Regions from separate parts of the Homo sapiens genome. Here regions 2 and 3 are each linked to region 1. A link is a contact called in ENCODE Hi-C or POLR2A ChIA-PET data. All regions are on one chromosome and are shown on one strand. The core of a region is the stretch at or near the end of the contact, and the rest is flanking DNA. Distances in the headings are between cores, read along the strand shown.

What was found. A loop is a pair of places that touch in the nucleus more often than their neighbours do. ChIA-PET counts read pairs that join two places held with the same protein, here RNA polymerase II (POLR2A). Pooled maps may share reads with other maps.
Region 2: a loop to region 1 is called in a pooled map, with 10 times the contacts of the local background. The contact joins the enhancer-like site here to the promoter of RUVBL1 in region 1. A Hi-C loop is called at or near these places in 8 of 50 pooled maps. POLR2A ChIA-PET finds 5 or more read pairs at or near these places in 3 of 52 experiments (A549, AG04450 and CD4-positive, alpha-beta T cell).
Region 3: a loop to region 1 is called in a pooled map, with 11 times the contacts of the local background. The contact joins the promoter of ACAD9-DT here to the promoter of RUVBL1 in region 1. A Hi-C loop is called at or near these places in 1 of 37 single-sample maps with no recorded cell type and 8 of 50 pooled maps. POLR2A ChIA-PET finds 5 or more read pairs at or near these places in 3 of 52 experiments (Caco-2, activated B cell and activated CD4-positive, alpha-beta T cell).

The regions. Positions count from the first base shown.
Region 1 is chr3:128,122,366-128,125,179 of GRCh38, reverse strand. RUVBL1 (RuvB like AAA ATPase 1) reads left to right here and starts at 1,368. Exons shown (of 11, transcript NM_003707.3): 1 at 1,368-1,596. The coding sequence starts at 1,456. RefSeq lists a silencer at 1,317-1,376 and an enhancer at 1,567-1,616.
Region 2 is chr3:128,679,345-128,682,398 of GRCh38, reverse strand. No RefSeq gene overlaps it. Among named protein-coding and RNA genes, the nearest start is that of RPN1, 30 kb to the right of the region's middle. RefSeq lists a silencer at 1,023-1,242 and enhancers at 1,303-1,472, 1,583-1,712, 1,187-1,879. Within about 2 kb of position 1,603, at least 40 of the 41 ENCODE cell types and tissues checked have a DNase peak (open chromatin) inside an H3K27ac peak, as active enhancers do; they include CD4-positive, alpha-beta T cell, where a contact is called at or near this core.
Region 3 is chr3:128,878,138-128,880,910 of GRCh38, reverse strand. ACAD9-DT (ACAD9 divergent transcript) reads left to right here and starts at 1,475. Exons shown (of 3, transcript NR_186174.1): 1 at 1,475-1,775. It overlaps ACAD9 (acyl-CoA dehydrogenase family member 9), which reads right to left and starts at 1,291. Exons shown (of 18, transcript NM_014049.5): 1 at 1,070-1,291. The coding sequence starts at 1,219. RefSeq lists enhancers at 1-716, 1,025-1,104, 717-1,569, 1,165-1,714, 1,570-2,421.

The DNA of each region.
Region 1 (2,814 bases), core at 119-2,618:
AGCCGGGCGTGATGGTGGGCGCCTGTAGTCCCAGCTACTCGGGAGGCTGAGGCAGGAGAATGGCGTGAACCCGGGAGGCGGAGCTTGCAGTGAGCCGAGATTGCGCCACTGCACTCCCGCCTGGGCCACAAAGCAAGACTCCGTCTCAAAAAAAAAAAAAAAAAAAAAAAAAAAGGCGGTGTGAGACTGTGGAACTACTGTAATTGGATTTGATTTCAGGTCTGTCTCAATTCTAACATAAACTCTCCTGCACTCTGGGCAAGTCCTTCCCTTCCTCTGGATGTTAGTATCCTCTTCTGTAAAAATGGTGTCATACCATTTGCTTCTGAGGAAATCTCTCCTATTTGTTGGAATTCAGCCAAGGCAACATCACCTTCATGATGCCTTCCCTGGCTCTCCAGGCTGTTCCGGGGGCTTCTGCTCTGGTCTTCTCGCCACCTGGGTGTACCTGTCTCAGCACATCTCACGTTGCAAGTTTTCTAAGCAAGAAGTAAACGCATCAAGACTTTTATCCCTGTATCCCCAGTGCATTGTGGTGTCTGGCTCGTGTTTGTTGAACGGATGGATGGATGGATGGCAAGTACAATTGTGGTGCAGGTTGTGCTAATATCATTATGAAACCTGAAGGGACAATTTGCTGGCTGATTGTCTCAGCTGGAGTCATGGGACGTGATGAGCATTATTATATAGGTTTTGAAGCCTGAAGATTTCTAGTTCTGATTATTTGTGATGCTTTCTTGGGCGGATGGGCCTCTTTCCGCTTGTTTGTAGCTGCATGCGTAATTACACTACCTTACAGGGCTGTGGAATTTTGAAAACTGCAAAATGTTATTTACAGTCAACTGAACTCAGCAGGAACCTTATCTCTCGGTGGAGGATGGAGGATAGAAGCAGGGGAAGACAATTCCACGGAAACGGTGGTGGGTTGAGCTGGGCCTTTCCAGGGAGATGCAAAGGTATGGGAGTCAGAAAACATTGGTTAGTAACCAATCCCAGTTTAAGCTCTGAACCTCAGTTCTTCTGTTTCCAAAACGGAAATAATAACTTGAGATTTGCGTAAGAGTATGACGTTCAAATGTGCTAATGGATAGGACGGAAGGATTAGGAGTGGTACCCGGGGGCCACTGCCTCGTGCAACGCCCCAGCCCTAGATCAAATCCGGGGCGTGGTCCCACTGTGCTCCCGACCCCAGCCTCGGCAGGAAGCGCCGGCTACGGGGGAAGCCAACCCGGAGACACAGACGGAAGTGGGTGACCGGAGCTCTAGCAGCAGCCGCGATGGGCGCAGCCGTGAGCCTATGGAGAGCGGAGGTGTTCCCGCTTCCACCAATGGAAAGCCGGTCTAGGCGGGCCTTTGCAAATTGCCCTAGTAACGGCCGCATGGTAACTCAGGCGCCGGGCGCACTGTCCTAGCTGCTGGTTTTCCACGCTGGTTTTAGCTCCCGGCGTCTGCAAAATGAAGATTGAGGAGGTGAAGAGCACTACGAAGACGCAGCGCATCGCCTCCCACAGCCACGTGAAAGGGCTGGGGCTGGACGAGAGCGGCTTGGCCAAGCAGGCGGCCTCAGGGCTTGTGGGCCAGGAGAACGCGCGAGAGGTGTGGCCAGTGGACCAGGGAGTTGGGGGCTGCAAGCAGGGCTGCTGCGGCGAGAGAGCTGCTGAAGTCGGTGGCTCGGGGCGGGATGCGCGCGCCAGGGGTCTCCCGCCATTATTTCCTCAGGGAAGTGAAAATGGGCCAGGGGCTCGGGGAGGGGCGCCGCCCTGGAGCTGGGTGAGGGGCCGCCCCAGGATACCTAGTGACGATCCACTGGGGGCAGTTGACGGTTTGCCAACTCATGGACAAGTGCTGATATAAACCCACACAACCCCGTCCCCTTAATTCGTACCAGGCTCTATTCGCGACACTGGGATACAGCGGGAATTAAGATAGGAGCTTACATTTTAGTGTAGTGAGAGACGATAAACGTGTACACCAATAAATAAAAATAATTATCTTATCTTGGTGGGGTTAGTTACTGCAGGGCTTTGTCGGCCACGGTCAGGAAATTGGATTTTATTGTGAATGCAGTGGCAGGCTATGGGACGGTTTAAAGTAGGGAATTGACTAAACTTTAAAAGCTCATTTTGGTTCCCAGGATCCGGGAACTGAGGGAGAGAAGTGGGAATTATGGAGAAGAGCAATCTGGTTTATCCACCCCTCCAAGCATCCTTTTTGACCATTCCAATTAAATCTCCTTTTTCTAAGTGCTGGTGATGCCAAGTACTTTCACATACATATTATTTTTTGGCAGGTGAAAATATTGAGTTGGGGAGAGGGCACTTCACGTATATGCTTGACACTCGTTTTAGTAACGGTAAACCTGGGGTTTGCACCCACGTGTATTTCTGACTCCCAAATCAGTGCTCTATGATGATACAGCCACCCTCTCTGCCTGCTGTTCTCTAAGGTCACAGCCATGCCCCTTGGCCTTTGGAGAGCCTTAGCTTCTACAAAAATCTTCACTTAATATAAAGTTAAGCTACTGCCTCTTAGCCTGATTTTTCTAAATGGAAAGGCCTCAAAGAAAAGCCTCAGGTTTCCATTTTGAGCATCATCTTTCCAAAAAGGAAGTGTTTGACCCTGGCTTACTAAGCAGCTAGTACTGCAAGTAGCTAACATTGGTTGAGTGCTTTCCATGTGCCAAGCACTGTGCTAAGTAGCTATATGTCCACTGCCTTGTCATATCCAACGTATTAGTTGTCCCTTCCCCGCTTTAGTATGACAGTTTTCAGACACAAAAAAAGTTGAAAGACTTGTAAATACTTGTGTGCCTAA
Region 2 (3,054 bases), core at 354-2,853, 560 kb before region 1:
TCAGGAAAAAAAAAAAAAAAAAAAAAAAAAGAATACCCTCTTCTCCAGTGCCTGGCACACTAGTAAAGGCTCAGTATGGTTGTTGCTTTAGGATGGAGGACTAACACTTCTTTCAAGTTCAAATAGGCGATTTCCAAACTCAATGCCAATTCTGAAACTGCTACTACTTATTTTTCAGGCAGTGGAAACACCTTTCTGGATGATTCTAAGGCAGAACTTGGCTCAAACTCTCAATGTTGCCACTGTTTTCGATATTAACCCGAAAAGCCTAAGATATACCAAAATCAGAAGAAGCCATTGAGACTATGTATGCTTACAGTAGAAAGGCATTCAGCATCAGCAAATAGGTCGAGTGCCTCCTGCTTCCCAGGCCAAATTTTCTGACCCCCCGCCAACAAAAACTAGCTTTCAAGAGGGCTCAGGCTGTCACAATGATTGGCATTCTTTGCTGTAAGTACTACAGTATTGACCTTGAAATTTTTATCCTTGAAAATTGAGTTTCATGAATGTTTATCAAATGTCTTGGTTCCAGGTTAAAAAAGTCTTTTTTTTTCTATGTGCTAGTCTGCCCTTATACCCTTACAAAAGAACTTGTCTTTAAGCCATAATTTAAATATTTACAAAAAATTTAAAATTAACACCTGTCCATGGTACAAAGCTCAGAAAACCCAACGGTCTTAGATGAAAACTGTCTCCTCCCATCCTTGTTCCGTATCTCTCCATTCCCTTCCTTAGGCTGGGCGATCGCTATTACCATTACCGCTATACTATGCTTACACATTCATATCTTCATTTATGTGGGTCTTCTTGTTTAAAAACACAAAGGCATATCTATACACATTTTCCTGTGCTTTGCTTTCTTTCACTTAATTTATCTCAGAGCTGGTTCCACATTAGTACATAAACTGCAGCTTTGCTCTTTTTAACGGTGGCAGGCCATTCCTCTGAAAGATGGCCTGATTTATTTCACCAGTTCCTGGTTTTGCGGCTCAGGATGGGAAAAAGGAAGTCTGAGTGAATCGCGTTGAGGTTACTAGGAATTGCCATGCTGCCCACCTCCCGAAGTGTTAGGAGGTAACATCTCATCGTCTCATCGCACTCCAGTGGAGTGTCGCGAAGTTGCAACTCGGCCCCAAGGCGGCCCGCACTTCCACCCGCACACAAAGGCAGGTCGCAGCCCCGCACGCGGGGACAGGGCCAGCAAGGGGCGGGGACCCTCGGGGCCGCCGCCTCCGCAGCCCCGCGTGTGGGACCCTGGGGCGGGCCGCCATCTTGTGGTGCGGCCGCCGCCTGCCAGGAGACACCTAGCAACTCCGCAGCGGCCATCTTTTACAAGAAACCTTCGCTGCAACCGCTGCGTCACATCACCGCGTCTCCCAGGGACAGGAAAGCCTCTCCGTGTTTGGTGAAGCTTCAGGGGAAGCAGTCATCCTGTCGTCGCATACGGCAAAATCCTCCATTGCCGTAGCCGTTCGGCTGACGTGACAAGGGAGGTGCAGGCCAACACGGCGACTCCGCGCCCTCTGGCGGCAGTGCCGGAGCAGCGGCGCTGTCTTTGACCTATCCGGCATTCGGCTTCCGGGACCGCTTGGCGGCTGTGAATGCAGAGCTGGGGCGACGTGGGGCTCGCTTCCTGGGACTGGGTGTGAGCTTGCGCAGTGAGCCATATGGGGGTCATGGCCTGGCGTGGGGGCGTGGCCGGGTGGGGCCGCTGGATTTGGTGCTGGAAAGCTAGGGAAGTAGTCGTGCGTTTAAGAACGGCCGGCCGGCGGGGTGGCTCAAGCATGTAATCCCAGCACTTTGGGAGGCCGAGGCGGGCGGACCACGAGGTCAGGGGTTCGAGACCAGCCTGGCCAACATGGCGAAACCCCGTCTCTACTAAAAATACAAAAATTAGCCAGCGTGGTGGCGTCTGTAGTCCCAGCTACTTGGAAGCCTGAGGCAGGAGAATTGCTTGAACCCAGGAGGCAGAGGTTGCAGTGAGCCGAGATCGTGCCACTTCACTCCAGCCTGTGCAACAGAGGGACACTCGTCCCCCCCCAAAAAAAAGCCCGGGCTGGGTGGCTTACACCTGTAATCCCAGTACTTTGGGAGGCCGAGGCAGGCGGATCATCTGAGGTCGGGAGTTCGAGACCAGCTTCATCAACATGGAGAACTCACCCATCTCTACTAAAAATACAAAATTAGCTGGGCATGATGGCGCATGCCTGTAATCCCAGCTACTCAGGAGGCTGAGGCAGGAGAATTGCTTGAACCCAGGAGGTGGAGGTTGCGGTGAGCTGAGATTGCACCATTGCACTCCAGCCTGGGCAGCAAGAGTGAAACTTTGTCTCTCTCTCTCTTTCTGTCTCTGGCACATACACACACACACGCACACACACGGGCCTCCTGTGGTCTCACTTGGTCCTCTTTGTGACAGTGCCATTGTTACCATTTACAGAGGAGGAACTGAAGCTCATGGTTGAGCCTCTCACTTGCCCACTTTGCCAAACCCTGGTAGGGATGGGATTAGAGGCTCCTTTTCTTTCGTGAAATGAGACAACGATCTGGGGGATCGTTGGAAGGATTAAAATGAGTATTCAGATTACAATGCTGGATTCTTAATAGTGTCCTCTGTTAATAATAATAATAATGTAGTAGCAACAGTCACGTAGTCTTTACAGTCACAGGTGCATGTGTGTAGATGGGGTTCTCTCTGTATTAGCCAGGCTGGTCTCCAACTCCTGGCCTCAGGCTATCTTCGCACCTCTGCCTCCCTTAGTGCTGGTATTACAGATGTGAGCCACTACACCAGCCTGCAGTTTTTACTACAACTCTGTGAGGTGATTAGTACTAGCATTCCCATTTGACAAATAAGGACAGTGAAGAAAGCAGAAGTAACTTGGCCAAGGTCACAGAACAGCCATAGCAATTCCTGGGTGGTGTGGAGTGGAAGGCTCTGGCCTTAACTGCTACACATTGTCTCTGGTAACAAGGCCCTGCCTGAAGTATATTCCGGCTTCTAGAGGTTGCAAGGAAATGGACCACTCATCAGTTCTTGCAGCCTCCTTATGA
Region 3 (2,773 bases), core at 226-2,725, 760 kb before region 1:
TTTATTCCTATTTTGTAGATGAATGCACTGAGGCACAGGGAGGTGCAGCCGTCAGCTCCAAGGTCACAAGACTAAGTGTTGAAGCCAGCTCTCTCTTCTGCTGCACAGTACTCTACAGTTTAAGAAGACTCTCCATGCACCGTTTATCTCACTGGGGCTCTACAACACATCTGTGAAGGAGACACAACACTATCTCCATTTTAAGGCTGAAAGAACTGAGTCTTGGCCGGGCGCGGTGGCTCACCCCTGTAATCCCAGCACTGTGGGAGGCCGAGGTGGGCGGATCACCCGAGGTCAGTTCTAGACCAGCTTGGCCAACATGGTGAAACCCCGTCTCTGCTAAAAATACAAAAAAAAAAAAAGCCGGGCAGGCGCCTGTAATCCCAGCTACTCCGGAGGCTGAGGCAGGAGAATCGCTTGAACCCAGGAGGGAGGTTGCAGTGAGCACTCCAGCCTGGGCGACAAGAGCGCGACTCTGTCTCAAAAAAAACAACTGAGTTTCAAAGTCAACGAGCCAAGACCAAACCCAAGTCTTCCAACTCTAAGAAGACAATGAGTGTTTTATAACCAAACTGTTACTATTGGCTGGGTTGTGCCACCCTTGGGAAGCATCTTGGAGCCAGATTTCTGAGGAACCTCAATGGCAGGGAGAGGCGCTGGGCTCACCTGGGGAAGGAAGCCCCAGGGCGCTGGAAGGTGACTGAGGAGGGACATGGTGTAAGCTGTTTAGGAATCAGAGAGGAAGCCCCGCACATTTCCAGACCAGACCAGCTGAGATGAAGGCTGCTTTGTTAATTACCTAGCCTAGAGTTTTCCGAATTCCCCTGACAAAATTTAGCTGGAACACGTCACCACCACATTTCCAAGGGTCCCCCGTCTTGGAAATGTCTCACCCTTTCTCTGGGAAGGTTTTCCTGGAACTCAGGAATCCGGAGTGTTAACACGCCTCGGCCGCAGGGTGTATCTCTCTGGCAGGTTTGGGGAATCTCACAAAGTTCAACACCAGTCTTGCAGCTGAGGGTGAAAAGCGGGAGCCAGACAGCAAGGGTTCGCCCAGGGCTCGCGTTACCTTCTTGATTTTGCCTAGGAAAAGCTCTTTGGCGAAAGCTCGTACAGGCGGGCTGGTGCGCAGTAGCCGCCGGTTCGCGGTAGAGACCACCAGACCCCGGCAGGCACGAGCCGCAGCCGTGGTGCGCAGGAAGAGCCCGCAGCCGCTCATGCTGCCCGATGTTCCCCAGCCTCAGCCTCAGTCTCCCCTTCTTAGCGCCGCAGGGACACACACACGTCTGATGACGTTACTGGCCCGCGACAACGTGCAGTACTCACTGCGCTTGCGCGGTCCCCCGCAGCAGGGGATGGAGAGGCCAGAAGGGCGGGAAGGCTACCACCTGCCGCGCCCAAGGCCTTAGTCACGTGCACCTGGCTGGCCCGCGCCGCCTGATGACGTCACACGCCTACGCTTCCCGCCGGCCCCACTGCGCTTGCGCGGCCAAAGGAGCTGGCCGGAGGAAATTGTAGGCCCTGGGCCGCGGGCATCTCGGCGGGTATAATCTCTGGCCGTCGTGACGGCGGTGACGGACCTGTTTTTCACATACCAGCGGTTGTTTCCATAAATGCCAGCCATGGGAAATCTCCCTGTGTACAGAAACCTAAAGGCCGGCTCAGCTGCCTCCACTTGTCTCTTTTGTCACTTGTGGCCACGAGGCCGTGGTAAAACTTGAGAAAAGCAAAAGAATGAGGGAAATGCGCTGTATTGGGGTCTCTGCAGGGGCACGGTAAGGGTAAGGGTCCATTTTTAACTGGATGGTGGATTCCTGAGATACTGTTTTGTTCCTAGTTGACATGTATGTTACATATATTTTTTGGAAAAGGAAAAGAAAGTGGGTGTTCAGTCACAGAGCGGTCTGGATACAACTGAGTCACCTCTGTCCTGGGAAACACTAACTTAAAAGGCAGGCGGAGGAAGAGAAACTACAGAGAGAGCTGAGAAGAGATGGGAACTATTGGATGGGATGGGACAGGCCAGGCTGTAACCGCCCAAGGTTACAGCCCGCTGACTAGACAGCTGATTTATCAAGACGGAAATTGCAATAGAGAGAGAGTAATTCACGCAGAGCCGGGTGTGTTGGAAAGGGAGTTTTATTAGCCAAATCGGTCTCCCCAAAAACGGATCGGAATTTTTAAGGATAATTTGGCGAGTAGAAGCTCGGGAAGTGGGAGGTGCATGATTGGTCGGGTTGGAGATGGACTGATAGGGGGCCGAAGTGAGTTTTTCTTGCTGTCTTCTGTTCCTGAATGGGATTGCAGAACTAGTTGAGCCAGATTACCAGTCTGGGTGTTGGTAGGTTTTACAACAGTGATGTTATTCCCAGGAACAATTTGGGGGACGTTCAGACTCTTGCAACCAAAGGCTGTATGGCCTCTAAACTGTAATTTCTAATCTTATAGCTAATTTGTTAGTCCTCCAAAGGCCAACTGGTCCCAGGCAAGAAGAGGTTGTTTTTTGTTGTTGTTGTTGTTGTTTTCCCGGGAAAGGGCTATTTTTGTTTTGAAGTTAAACTATAAACTCATTCCTTCCCAAGGTTAGTTCAGCCTACGCTCAGGAATGAACAAGGACAGCTTGGAGGTTAGAAGCAAGATGGAGTTGGTTAGGTCAGATCTCTTTCATTGTCTCGGTTATAATTTTGCAGTGGCGGTTTCAAGGCCAGGCCATAGGGGCCCACGTAGGAGGCAGGGCATGCCTGGCACCTCACAGCCCAACAGTGCTCTGAAC